Linked DNA regions of Homo sapiens: region 1 is linked to region 2. Evidence: chromatin contacts called from ENCODE Hi-C or POLR2A ChIA-PET data. All regions are on one chromosome and are shown on one strand. The core of a region is the stretch at or near the end of the contact, and the rest is flanking DNA. Distances in the headings are between cores, read along the strand shown.

What was found. A loop is a pair of places that touch in the nucleus more often than their neighbours do. ChIA-PET counts read pairs that join two places held with the same protein, here RNA polymerase II (POLR2A). Pooled maps may share reads with other maps.
Region 1: a pooled map shows a loop between it and region 2 (5-fold over the local background). The contact joins the promoter of EHD1 here to the promoter of COX8A in region 2. A Hi-C loop is called at or near these places in 4 of 50 pooled maps. POLR2A ChIA-PET finds 5 or more read pairs at or near these places in 2 of 52 experiments (IMR-90 and WTC11).

Annotation. Positions count from the first base shown.
Region 1 is chr11:64,876,742-64,884,095 of GRCh38, forward strand. EHD1 (EH domain containing 1) reads right to left here and starts at 1,880. Exons shown (of 5, transcript NM_006795.4): 1 at 1,320-1,880. The coding sequence starts at 1,723. MIR10392 (microRNA 10392) reads right to left here and starts at 1,868; the gene lies at 1,782-1,868. It also overlaps the pseudogene RPS16P6. RefSeq lists enhancers at 17-793, 457-556, 3,879-4,028, 4,199-4,248, 4,309-4,398 and 1 more and silencers at 717-786, 1,637-1,686, 1,707-2,266.
Region 2 is chr11:63,969,049-63,975,946 of GRCh38, forward strand. It overlaps COX8A (cytochrome c oxidase subunit 8A), which reads left to right and starts at 5,572. Exons shown (of 2, transcript NM_004074.3): 1 at 5,572-5,746. The coding sequence starts at 5,633. It also overlaps the pseudogene RNU6-45P. RefSeq lists an enhancer at 5,486-5,925.

The sequences.
Region 1 (7,354 bases), core at 630-3,129, 900 kb after region 2:
GTGCCATGTCTCTCCTTTCAAAAAAGGTGTGCCCTCACAAGGAAAGTGAAGAGGACTCCGCCTCTTCAGGACCCTTAGCCCAAAGGGCTGCACTCAACCTGGCCTTGACAGACAAACATCAACAGCCGTAAAACAGGAGGGCGGGCTGAAATGCCTGGAAGTGAACAGACCCTGCTGAAGGTCAGCTCTGTGCCTGGAGTAGGCCTGGCCACCAGCTTGGCTCTAGGGCAAGCTGCCCTGCACAGCTGGATGGCGTCTGGAAAGGAATGTGACCGTGCAGGGCGGGGACCTGGAAGGCAGGATTCAAAGATTCCTTCAGAGGCTCTTCGCTGGTGCAGAATTATGAAAGGCATGTGGAGTCCGTGAACGTGGGGTGGCAGGGAGGACAGGGTCTGTGAAGTACTTTGGTATGTCGCCTGGGGGTTGGGACGGGCATGTCTCGAGTTTCTCTGGAGAAAAGTGAGCTTGGGCATTGCACTCCTTGAGGGGCGGGAGCACTGTGTTTCATTCACAGCACTGAGACAGGCAGAGTCCTGGAGCTCACTCTCCTCGCGTGCAGAGGCCACTTAACTGGAAAAGTGAGGTCCAAGTGGGTGAAGGAACCTCAGATTCTGTCCCTCAGTGCACAGAAGGGCTTAGGGCCAGAATCTCATTGCAGGGCTCCCACTGCCACCACCTCATCCTGCTTCCTGAAACCCCTCAGGGCAGCACTGACCTCTTGAGAGCTGCCATTGGGAGAAGTGTTCGAACCTCAACTGTCCCCTGCCTCCAAGGGGCTGCCCCAAAGTCAGCAAGCCACAGCCGATCCTCCTCCTCCCTCCTACACAAAACCACCGTCCCAGGGGAGGCAGAGCAGACCCACACCGCACCAGAGAAGGGAATGGCTAAAAGTTTCATTGTGTTTTGCTATTGACACTTAAGAAGACAGGGAGGGGAGGGTTGATTTCCGTGAATTAGGTGCATCCAGCCTGCGGGACGGAGGTGGAGACCAAGAAAAGGAGCGCAGGAATGGCTCAGCTTCCTACTGCGGCCCTGCTGCTGAGGGGAGTGGGGCTGGGATCTGCAGGAGGGCTTGGTGGTTACCCTGGAAGATTCTGGGGAGGACAGAAGCTGGGGGAGCCGACAACGCCCACTCTTAGACCCCCAGTGGGTTTACTCTGGGAAGGGGCAGGGCCCTTGGACCAGGGAGTGGTCACTGAGGGTCTCACTGGGGCCTCGGAGACAAAGGACGGCGGGGCGACAGCCACGGGAGGGTCAGGCTCCGAGTGAGGGGTGTGCCCCGGACGCGCCCCCCGCCCCCTGGAGTGATGGGTGGGTACCTGTTGAGGAAAGCGTTGCCAAACGCGTTGAGCTTGCGGAAGGGGCGCCGCGGGTCCACCACGAGCGCGTTGCCCGGCACCACGCCCTCAGTGGGGCCGTGCATGACGGCGATGAAGGAGTCGGTGGTGGGCTCGGGCCCGATGCGCATCCCCGGGAAGTCCTGCTCGATCAGGTGTCGGATGAAGGTGGTCTTGCCCGTGCTGTACTGCCCCACGAGGAGCACCATAGGCTTGTTGTCGAAGTCAGCGTCCTCCAGCGCGGGCGAGTGGAACTCGTGGAAGCGGTAGTGCTCCTCCAGGGGTAGCAGCTTCTGCGCGTACAGCTGCCGCAGCCCCTCAGCCACCGTCTGGAAGAGCTCCGGCTCCTTCTTGCGGCGGGCATCCTTGCTGACCCAGCTGAACATACTGCCGGACACGGGGCTGGCTGCTGCGGGGCAGAGCGGCGGCTGAGAGCGGGGCGAGGGTGCGGAGCCGAGGCGGGGCCGGCCGGGGCAGGGAATCGGGAGCGACCCACACTGCGCAGGCGCACAGCCCAGCCCGTCGAAGCGCCCTCTGCCGAATGCTGCGCACCCCTCGCGGAGCGGCCTTTATAGGGTCGGTCCCTCAGTGGCGGCTAGCGCCGCCGCGGCGGGGGCAGGGCGGAATTGGGGGCGGTAGGGAGGAGCCCCTCCCAGCCCCGCCCCTCCGACTGGTGCCACGTCTTCCCCTACCCCGCCCCCATTGGCTGATTCCAAATCTCGCGAGGCTGTGGTCCGGGTGCCGTGGCAACCGCACCTGTTTCGCCCCGCCCCTCGTAGGGAGGCTCGCGAAAGTGCTGCGGTTAGGAAGGCGAGGAGCGGGCGTTCGGCGGAGACGGCCTCTGGGCCGCGCGCCTTCCGGCACCGTGGCCCCCCCACACCCCCGCGGGATGGCTCCACGAGACACCCAGTCAGGCACCCTGGTTCCCTGACTACGCGCCGCGCCCGCCGTTCGCCACGTGCGGTCCTCCAGCTGGCTCGGAATCCCCGGAAGCATCGGAGTACCCCCAGGCGGCGGCACCTCCTCCTCTCAGCCCAGCTTCCCAGACACACACTGTCTTTGTCCCCTCATCTTTTATCTGCTTTGGGAGAGGGAGAGACAGGAAAGTGGTAGCAGAGCAAGCTGAGGGAGTAGAGAATCCGGGGCGGGCTGGTGACTGGGGAAAGAAAAATGGGCAGCGAGAGGCCTGACCTCCCCTCAGGCCGACGGGGTGGGAATGGGAGAGGGACGCAAGCGAGGGAGGACATGGGTGACACCGGACTCGCGCGGGAGAAGAGAAGGCTTCCCCACAAAGGCTATAGCTGGGGCAAGGCAGGGAGGGCATGAGGAGGAAGTTGAGGCTCTCTGGCCACTTGCGTATTGGGAAGTGAAATCGGAAATTCCCTATGTGGGGAAGAGGGGAAGTGTGGGGGCAACAATGAAATCTTGTGGGAATTTAGGGGGAAGTTTAAAAACCCAAATACTTCCACTTTCCTCTCGGGGTCACCACCATTTACCATCATTTACTGGGATCTGTGCCCTACCTCCCCTTACCAGTTCCTGGCTGTTCCATGGGGCTCACTCCCCCGCCATCCTCCCCGGCCACACACAGACCCCTTTGGCTGTCCAGGCTGGTGAGAATCTTCAGTGGGTGATGTCAGAGCTTTGGGGACTGATTGTTATGTAACCAGTATCAAGACACCAACCTGTGGTAGCAGGACCCTGGGGGCTCTTAAAGAGATCTGAATTGAACCTGCGACTTTGAAAGCCTCAGGTCCAACTTCCTCGCTTCTGGGAGATGTGGAAGCCTGGAGGGCTAGGGGCCTGTATCAGGGGATAACTTGGGCTGGTAGGCTAAGAGGAAGAGGCAGGAACTCAAATCTGAGAACGGGGGATATCTCAGGGGAACTGAGTGGTGGAATCTAGAGAGGACACGATGGGAGGTTTGTTCGCCTACCGCTTGTAAGATCCCTTCCGAGGGAATAGATAGTTCCCTTGCCCTCCCCTCTTGCTCCCTAACCATTGGAGAGCGGATAAGTAATTCCAACCCTGCCTGCAATCTTACGCCCCTTAGTGCTTTGATTTGATTCTTTTCATCATAGTAAAGCACACAAGCTACTGCCCCCCCCCTTTTTTTTTTTTTTTTTTTTTTTTGGTGTTATTCTCAAAAGAAGATACTGAGGCTCCTAGGCAGAGCTGTCACCAGAGGCTGCATGCCAATTGGTGACGAGGAGCCTCCGGCGGGCCTAGTCCAGACTTCCCGGGTCAGCCTTAGAAGCCACAGTGTTTGCCTCCTACTCAGCACTGTTAGGGATCCACCCCGGAGATGCAGTTTCTGGGTTGATCTAGGGAAGGGCCCAGGGCTGAGGATCCTGAATGAAGTAGTTGTTCAGTCGTCTCAATGAGGCTGCTCCAAACTGGCGCCCCGGCAGCATTCTCATTGACGCGCCATGGTTTTCAAATCTCCCCAGAGCCCTGTGTGCTGGGAAAACCCAGCCCTAGAAAACTGAAAACAACAAAATGTTCCTGGGTTATTTATAAACAAAACCCAGACCCTGTCGTTATGTATGGCCACTTGACTTTCTCCAAAGATCTTAAAGGACTGAAAGAAGGGATCTCTGTCACCCTGGTGAGGCCCACGTGACCAGCAATTAGTTTCCCCCAATTTCATGGAGTTGGCACCCAGCTTCCAGGCAGCTTCCTTATCTTGTCATGCCCCACACCGAAAATGTCCTAATTTTTTTTTCTTTTGTGTTTTCTGAGTAGGGCAGTTTGTTTGGTGGGAAAGTTGTATAAAATGTGAATGCACCCTTTCACTTTTGGTTTCTCCGCTGTTTCACTTTCTGCCTGTCTGCCTGAGCCCATGGCAGATTGATGGAGGGTTCAAGTATTTTTCTTTTATCTCAGAAACTGTGCCATCCCCCACTCCCAGTGTTTTATTCTTCAGTTAATAAATCCATTCCCTGCAAACCCAGGGCCTTGAGGTACCCCCTAGCTCTCCTCAGAAACGCCCTCATCCAGCAGAAAGGGGCCTCACCTCCCCTCTAAGTGGTCTGCTTGGTCCTGTCATGGCCTGATCTAGGAAAACATCTACAAGGTCCCTAGAGACAACTTAAAAAAAAAAGGCCAGGTGCAGTAGCTCATGTCTGTAATCCCAGCACTTTGGGAGGCCGATGCAAGCAGATCACCTGAGATCAAGACCACCCTGGCCAATATCACAAAACCCCGTCTCTACTAAAAATACAAAAATTAGCCAGGTATGGTGGCGTGTGCCTGTAATCCCAGCTACTGAGGAGGCTGAGGCAGGAGAATCGCTTGAACCCGTGAGGTGGAGGTTGCAGTGAGCCAAGATCGCACCACTGCATTCTAACCTGGGCAACAGAAGGAGACTCCATCTCAAAAAAAAAAAAAAAAAGAGAGGTGCCTTTTCCGCTTGCGGTGCCGTGCAGTGAGGAGCTCTTATCTGTGCTCTTGGCTATGCCATCCAAGGGCCAGCTGCAGTCCGTGCAATCCACTGCAAACATGGCAGTGGCCTCATCAAGGTGAATGGATGGCCCCTGGAGATGATGGAGCCGAGCGCTGCAATTCAAGCTGCTGGAACTAGTTCCTAGTTCTGCCTCTGGGCAAGGAGCAATTTGCTGACATGCACACGCATGTTTGTGTGAAGGGTGGTGGTCATGTGACCCAGATTTATGCTATCAACATCAGTCCATCTCCAAAGCCTTAGTGGCCTATTACCGGAAATAAATGGATGAGGCTTCCAAAAGGACCAGAGGCATCCTCATCCAGCATGACTGGACCCTGTCAGTAGCTGACCCCCGTTGCTGCAAATCCAAAAACGTTGGAGGCCCTGGTACCTATGCTTGCTACCAGAAATCGTACCAATAAGCCCATCACAGGGACCAGGATTCACCTATATAATAAACTATGTTTGAGAGTGTTTTTTTTTTTTTGAGACAGAGTCTCACTCTGTGTCACCCAAGCTGGAGTGCAATGGTGCGATCTCAGCTCACTGCAACCTCCACCTCCTGGGTTCAAGTGATTATCCTGCCTTAGCCTCCCAAGTAGGTGGGATTACAGGCGCCTGCCACCATGCCTGGCTAATTTTTTGTATTTTTAGTAGAGACTACTAAAAATACATGTTGGTCAGGCTGGTCTCGAACCCCTGACCTCAAGTAATACACCCACCTCAGCCTCCCAAAATGCTGGGATTACAGGCATGAGCCACCGCACCCAGTCGATATTTTTTTTTTAAGGAGTTTTTCTCCAAATATGGCAGAAAAATCGAGCTGAGAAAAACCAAAACATAGGTTTCTCCCTGGGATGAGGAGTGGTTCATTCTTTCCACTGACAGAGTTTGCATATCAGCACAGATTTTTGTTCTCACAGTCATGAGATTTGGGCAACAAATCAGTTTTCCCGACACAAGGTGAGGAACTGAGGAGGACTGTTCTTTTGAATGCCGGGTCTCCCACACTGGCAAGAAGAGTGTCCTCTCCACACCATGAGGCCTTTCTCTTGCAGCAGCTGTGGCCCTTGGGTGATGGCTCTGGGGAGATTGCTGGGCCCCAGAGGGCTCTGAAGGCATCTGGCAGCCAGAACATGGCCCAATTTGGAGGTGACCGTGTCAGAATCTTAGCTGCTTTCAAATTCCAGTGAGAAAGAGCCTGAGGCCCGGGATGTCCAGTGACTGCTCGAAGTAGCCCAGACTGAATGAGAATCTGGGCCTTCGGAGTCTTTTTTTTTTGAGAGGGAGTCTCCCTCTGTTGCCCAGGCTGGAGTGCAGTGGCGTGATCTTGGCTCACTGCAACCTCCACCTCCCGGGTTCAAGTGATTCTCCTGCCTCAGCCTCCCGAGTAGCTGGGACTACAGGCGTGTACCACCATGCCCGTCGGCTAATTTTTTCTATTTTTAGTAGAGATGGGGTTTCACCATGTTAGCCAGGATGGTCTTGATCTCCTGACCTTGTGATCTGCCTGCCTCGGCCTCCCAGAGTGCTGGAATTACAAGTGTGAGCCACCACGCCTGGCCAGGGCCTTCTGAATCTTAACACTGCCCTTTCCACACTCCAGCCACTTGAAGTTGCAAGGACGGGCAGGTGGAAAAGCAGAGAAAGAGGGTTTCAAGAGCCTCTTCCCCAGATGCAGGCTGAAGTGAATCTCTGCCCTGAAGCTCACCAGCCCTTCCTAGCCCCTTTGCTGCTCTGCAGCCTGGGGGACAGGCTTACACATTTATCAGGATGATGTACACATATAACTGCACAGTGCTTTGCAGAGCTGAGACTTATAGGTCTCTGAGCACTTTCAGTAAAAGCTCTAGTTCACCTGCCAGTTTTCTGTGTGTGTGTCTCAGTCCCTGCAGCTTCTGGCCCTGCCTTGCTGGGGCTGATGAGGCTGGGGCTGCCGCTGAGTGCAGGGTGCAGGGTTTGCCCTAAACTTATTGGAGGGCCCAGGCCTTTGCCTGACTCCACAGGAAATGGCTTATTATTTGGCACATAAGCAATCGCCTTCTGTGGTGACAACATTAGGGGGTCCCTTGTGGGGTGCTGGGGTCCCCCTTGCCCTACACTAATGAAATGGAGAGTGTAACCCCATTGTCCCCCAGCCTCAGCAGCCTGAGAGTACAAGTGAGGTGCATGGTCTTAGCCTCCCTTGTATGAGTGCAGACTGCTGCCGTGCACACGGCCCCTCTGCATTTCCGGGGGCTCTGAAGTGTGTCTCGTGTGTGCAAGAACGAGCCTGCCCAAGTTCTGCTCCAGCTGCCTCTCCCTTGCCTTGGCCTTGCCCTGCTGTGGCCCTGAGCCTCACCATGGGCTCACAGGCTGGGGGGCTGGAGGGTAATTCTGTCCCCAACTCTGTGTCACACTCAGCCACCAGGGCACAGAGCCCAGCCCATCTTCAACAAGCCCAGCTCCTCACTCCCACACCTCAGGAGTCAAACATCGTGCCCAAGGCCACCCTCCTGTCCCCTCTGCTGGGCGAACACCTCCCTCCTCCATCCCCCCAAATTAAAGTCTCTTTGTAGGTCACTTGGGGTGG
Region 2 (6,898 bases), core at 4,322-6,821:
TTGTATTTTTAGTAGAGACGGGGTTTCACCATGTTGGCCAGGATGGTCTCAATCTCTGGACTTCGTGATTTGCCCATCTCGGCCTCCCAAAGTGCTGGGGTTACAGGCGTAAGCCAAGCCTGGCCCAGACAACTTTGATCACCGGAGACTTCATCTGTGTAACAAGACGGCCTTTATTCACCATACACATCCTCCCCTCACCCTCATAACCCCTGAGAACTCCCATCCCCTGTTTCTTTCTGTAGCTCAGGATGCTATATAAGCTTCAGTCATCTGACCCTTCGAGCTACATGTTTTTTGGTACTCCCTTGTGTATGTGTATTAGGGTTCTCTAGAGGGACAGAACTAATAGGATATATGTATATAAAGGGGAGTTTATTAAGTATTGACTTACATGATCACAAGGTCCCACAATAGGCTGCCTGCAAGCTGAGGAGCAAGGAGAGCCAGTCCGAGTCCCACAACTGAAGAACTTGGAATTTGATGTTTGAGGGCAGGAAGCATCTAGCATGGGAGAAAGTTGTAGGCTGGGAGGTGAGGCCAGTCTTGTCTTTTCATATTTTTCTGCCTGCTTTATCTTCTAGCCCCACTAGCAGCTGATTAGATGGCACCCACCCAGGTTAAGGGTGGGTCTCCCTTTCCCAGCCCAGACTCAAATGTTAATCTCCTTTGGCAGCACCCTCACAGACTCACCCAGGATCAATACTTCGTATCCTTCAATCCAATCAAATTGACACTCAGTATTAACCATCATAGTATGCATCTAATTAGAAATGGTTTCTCACCTGTTGATCTGTCTTGTCAATTTAGTTCATAGTCCAGCCAAAGAACCTAGAGGTGTGGAGGGAAGCCGTTTTCCTCTTGCCTACACCTGACTGTGCTCTAATTGGGGAGTTATTCCTTTGTTTCCCAGTGCCAGACAAGCCCAGGAGGGCAGCAGGGAGGTCCTTGCCCCTTCCTTCTCCCAGTGGCAGCCAGCTGGGGCCTGGGCCTCTTAACCCTGTGCCCCTAGGGATCGGGAAGGGAGTTTAGAAGCATCTGTCCTGGGCTGTTTGCTAGGGCTCAGTGCAGGGCAAGAACAGGGACCTGGTGGTTGTGGGTGGGGTTGGGCTGAGATTGCTAAGAATGGGGCCGGGCACGGTGGCTCACGCCCGTAATCACAGCACTTTGGGAGGCCGAGGCAGGTGGATCACTTGAGGTCAGGAGTTTTGAGACCAGCCTGGCCAACATGGCGAAACCCTGTCTCTACTAAAAATACAAAAATTATCCAGGCGTGGTGGCGTGCGCCTGTAATCCCAGCTACTGGGGAGGCTGAGGCAGGAGAATCACTTGAACCCAGGAGGCAGAGTTTGCAGTGAGCTGAGATGGTACCACGGCTCACCAGCCTGGGCTACAGAGCGAGACTCTGTCTAAAAAAAAAAGTGCTCGCTTTGGCAGCACATGTACTAAAATTGGAACGATACAGAGAAGATTAGCATGGCCCTTGTGCAAGGATGACACGCAAATTCGTGAAGCGTTCCATATTTTTGAAGGGATTACAAACCAAGAGATACAAGTGGCTTCTAGAAATTAGAAAATAAAAGGTAATGGATTCTGCCCTGGAGCCGTGACAAGAAATACTGGCCTTCTGACATCTTGATTTTATATTTCTGATCTTTAGAACTGTAAGAAAATGAATTTGTGTTGTTGTAAGCCAAAAGCAAACAAACAAAAAACTAGAATGGGGTGGGGAAGGTGAGGGAGCGATGAAGAGGGATGAGCTTGGGGCCTGGGAACACATCCCTCCAGAGGAAGCTCAGACACAGCTCCCCTTCTAGGGCACCGCGAGTTCATTGCAACCTTGCTGTGACACCACCCCCCCGCCCCACCACCATGGAAGAGAAACCATGGGCTGAGGTTTCTCTTCCAAAGCTCCTGTTTCTCAATCTCTTGCCATCCCATCGCCACCCCCTGCCACAGCCTTTGATGTTATTAACCTCAATGTCAAAACTGGAACTTCTGGGAAGTCCACCTCTGCAGCAGCATGTGTGGTGGCTAAAAGCATGGCTTTTGGAGGCAACAGAACTGCCCTGTAATCCTGGCAAGGCAGCCTTGTAGCTTCATGATCTTGATCAAGTCACCTGACTCTTCAGGCCTATTTCCTCATTTGTAAAAAATTCGAAATAGGGCAGGCGCAGTGGCTCCCGCCTGTAATCCCAGCATTTTGAGAGGCCACAGTGGGAGGATTGCTTGAGCCCAGGAGTTCAAGACTAGCCTGGGCAACATAGTGGGACCCTGCCTCTACAAAAAATAAAAAGCCAGGTATGGTGGTGTGTGCCTGTAGTCCCCAACTACTCGGGAAACTGAAGCAAGAGGATCACTTGAGCCTGGGAGGTCGAGGCTGCAGTGAGGTGTGGTCGTGACACTTCACTCCAGCCTAGGCGACAGAGCAAGACACTGTCTCAAAATAAAATAATTGAAATAATAATAGCATCTATTTCATGACATTATTGTAAACCTGGAATGAGATTGTACCATTAAGACCTGGCCCAGGGGCTGGTCCCACACCCCCTTTCTCATGTGCCTTCTACCTAGTTCAATACTGTTCAGCCTCCTGCAGTTTATAAACATTCTGAGTGTCTGGTTGGAAACAGTGGTGAACCAACACAGGCTCTGCCCTCAGGTGGCCCCTAGTCTTGATGGAGACCCACCATGTGGGGCAGGGCTGACACAGGTGTTGCTGGGCACAGAGGAGACACAGGCTTGGGGTGACCAGCGAAGGCATCCTGAGTAGTGCCACCCCACATATCTTCCTAGCACATCATGGTTTTATTTTCACCGTGACACTTACACAATAGTTTCTAATTAAGTGCCTGTTTATTGTCTGTTTTTTCCCTCCAGAAGTCAGCTTTGTGACAAGAAACTCTATCCACCTCGTTCATACTGGTGTCTACAATAGTTCCTAACACACAGTAGAGGCTAATAAATATTCACTGAATAAAGTAAGTGGTATCATTAACTGGAAGCCAGGAAGCAGGAGTTAGCATGGTGAAAAAGGCAGCCTGCATAGGAGCTGAAAAAATGAACATAAAATGCAGAAGCAACGCCGGGCACAGTGGCTCATGCCTGTAATCCCAGCACTTTGGGAGGCTGAGGCGGGCAGATGACATGAGGCCAGGAGTTCAAGACCAGCCTGGCCAACATGGCGAAACCCTGTCGCTATTAAAAATGCAAAAATTAGCCGGGTGTGGTGGCATACACCTGTAATCCCAGCTGCTTGGGAGGCTGAGGCAGGAGAATCGCTTGAGCCAGGGAGGTGGAGGTTGCAGTGAGCTGATATTGCACCACTGCACTCCAGCCTGGGTGATGCATGTCTCAAAAACAAAACCCAAAGTGCAGAGGCAAGGCCAGGTGCCCTGACAAATGCCTGTAATCCCAGCACTTTGGGAGGCTGATCTGGGTGGATCGCTTCAGCTCACGAGTTTGAGACTAGCCTGACTAACATAGCAAGACCCCCCTCCAGCTCTACAAACACTACAAAAATTAGGCTGGGCGCTGTGGCTCATGCCTGTAATCCCAGCACCTTGGGAGGCCAAGGTGGGTGGATCGCCTGAAGTCAGGAGTTCGAGACCAGCCTGGCCAACATGGTGAAACCTTGTCTCTACTAAAAATACAAAAAATAGCCGGGCATGGTGGCAGATGCCTGTAATCCCAGCTACTCAGGAGGCTGAGGCAGGAGAATTGCTTGAACCCGGGAGGCGGAGGTTGCAGAGAGCCAAGATAGTGCCACTGCACTCCAGCCTGGGCAACAGCGCAAGACTCTATTTCAAAAAAAAAAAAAAAAAAAAAAAGCCAGGCATGGTGGTGGGCACCTGTAATCCCAGCTACTTGGGAGGCTGAGGTGGGAGGTTGGCTTGAGTCTGGGAGGTGGAGGTTGCAAGGCTGCAGTGAGCCGAGATCACACCACACTCCACTCCAGCCTGGGCTTAGAGCTAGACCTTGTCTCAACATCAATAACAAAATGCAGAGTGCATTTTGAATGCAACAAAAGGCTTGTTGGTGGAAATCAGAGAGCAGGGTCGAAGGTGTGGAATATTGAAGAGTTTTGAGAGTTGAGGCTGGACAGTGACATCCGGGAATTGGGATTTTGACTAGGAAGCAATGGGGAGCCACTGAAAGTATATGACTTGGTCAGATTTAGGTTTAAAAAACCAAGAAGGAAGGGATGGGGGAGGGAGAGAGAGTGATAGGGTAGGAAGGAAGGGAAGTTGGCTGCTCCAGCATGGTAACTGGAATTGAAGAGTGTAATAGTAATTGAGGGAGGTTTGGTTACTAGGTCAGTGTCAGGAATTCTCAACAAAAACGACGGAGGCCTGGTGGAGAGGAGGGGACTCTCAATAGAGAGATTTTTTTTTTTTTTTTTTTTTGAGACGGAGTCTTGCTGTGTCGCCCAGGCTGGAGTGCAGTGGCGTGATCTCAGCTCACTGCAACCTCTGCCTACCGGGTTCAAGCAGTTCTCCTGCCTCAGCCTCCCTAGTAGCTGAGATTACAGGCATCTACCACCATGCCTGGCTATTTTTTGTATTCTTAGTCGAGATGGAGTCTCACCATGTTGGCCAGGCTGCTTTCGAACTTTTTTTATTGTTGTTTTTTATTTTTGAGATGGAGTTTCGCTCTTGTGGCCCAGTCTGGACTGCAATGGCTCAATCTCGGCTCACTGCAACTTCCGTCTCCTGGGTTCAGCAATTCTCCTGACTCAGCCTCCCGAGTAGCTGGAATTACAGGCGCCCACCACCATGCCCAGCTAATTTTTGTATTTTTAGTAGAGACGGGGTTTCACCATGTTGGCCAGTCTGGTCTCGAACTGTTGACCTCAGGTGATCCACCCGCCTCGGCCTCCCAAAATGTTGGGATTACAAGCGTGAGCCACTGCGCCCGGCCAATTTTTGTATTTTTCGTAGAGATGGGGTTTCACCATGCTGGCAAGACTGGTCTCAAACTCCTGACCTCAGATGATCTACCGGCCCCGGCCTCCCAAAGTGTTGGGATTACATGCGTGAGCCACTGCGCCCGGCCAATTTTTGTATTTTTCGTAGAGATGGGGTTTCACCATGCTGGCAAGACTGGTGTCAAACTCCTGACCTCAGATGATCTACCCGCCCCGGCCTCCCAAAGTGCTGGGATTAGAGGCGTGAGCCAACGCGCCCAGCCCGTACTTTTTTTTTTTTAGTACAGACGGCCTCCCAAAAGTTCTGAGATTACGGGCGTGAGCCACCACGCCCAGCCTGAATAGAGAGAGATTTAACAGTATGAATGAAGGGAGGAGTCAAGAACAGTTTAGGCTTCTCGCGTACATGATTGGGTGGCCCCAGATGTCATTCACAAGTATAAGCCTTGGAGGCGGAACATAACTCGAAGAAGAGCCCTTTTGTGCTCCGCCCATAGCGTAGGAAGGTGTCAATTGGCTGTTTCGAGGAACGCGCCAAAAACTGCCAAGGGCTGTGGGAGGTGTGTTCTTGCGTCATTTCCGAGAGACTTCCGCGCCGCAGTTTCCCTGCTTCCCCAGCTCCAGAACTTCCGGCCAGCGCAGCCATTTTGGCTTCCTGACCTTGGGCTACGGCTGACCGTTTTTTGTGGTGTACTCCGTGCCATCATGTCCGTCCTGACGCCGCTGCTGCTGCGGGGCTTGACAGGCTCGGCCCGGCGGCTCCCAGTGCCGCGCGCCAAGATCCATTCGTTGCCGCCGGAGGGGAAGCTTGGGATCATGGTGAGGAACGGGCCTGGAAGAGCGCGGGAGGCGCCGTGGGCTGACCCCTTCTGCCTAGCTGACCTCAGGTGGTCCTGAGAATGCCTCGCGCCCCGCAGCGTAGCGGGGAGCAGCAGTGCCGGTTTGGGCATGTCTGGAGGGCGCGAACGACGGGGACAGTGCCCGGGCGACAGTCGGGGCTGTCGGCGTTAGGTCTTTCCCCACAGCCCCAGGATCTCGGGTCTGGTCCTGTCAGGCCCTCCCTCTCCTGTCGCCTCCTCGCTGCGCCGCCTCCTGCCGACTTCTTTAGCCGCTCTGAGCCCATTTTCTCGTTGGTTCACTGGGGGATGCCTGACGCTGTCAGCGACGAAAATGGTTGTTACTGCTATTTATTTTATTTTATTTTATTTTACTTATTTATTTTGAGACGGGTTCTCGCTCTGTCGCCAGGCTGGAGTGCAGTGGCGCGATCTCGGCTCACTGCAGCCTCCGACTCCCGGGTTCAAGCGATTCTCCTGCCTCAGCCTCCCGAATAGCTGGGACTACAGGCGCGTGCCACCATGCCCAACTAAATTTTGTATTTTTAGTAGAGACGGGGTTTCACCATGTTGGCCAGGATGGTCTCGATCTCTTGACCTCGTGATCCGCCTGCCTCAACCTCCCAAAGTGCTGGGATTACAGGCGTGAGCCACTGCGCCCGGCCTGGGAGGGGGTTTTCAGGCAAGGAAGGATAGGTATCGTTTTGGAGTTACTGGCCCATGCAAGGATCCTGGGTCTTAACATACAGGCTTTGCTTTTTTTGTTTGTTGTTTGTTTTTTTGAGACGGAGTCTTGCTCTGTCACCCAGGCTGGAGTGCAGTGGTGCGATCTCGGCTTACTGCAACCTCCGCCTCCCAGGTTTAAGCCAAGCCATTCTCCTGCCTCAGTCTCCCGAGTAGCTGGGATCACAGGCGCCCGCCACCACTCCCGGCTAATTTTTTGTATTTTTAGTAGAGACGGGGTTTCACCATGTTGGTCAGGCTGGTCTCTAACTCCTGACCTTGTGATCCGCCCGCCTTGGCCTCCCAAATTGCTGGGATTACAGGTGTGAGCCACCATGCCCGGCCCAGACCAGCTTTAAAACAGGTTTCAATAAATCCTGCTTCCTGTCCCTTCCTTTACCATCTGGTGGTG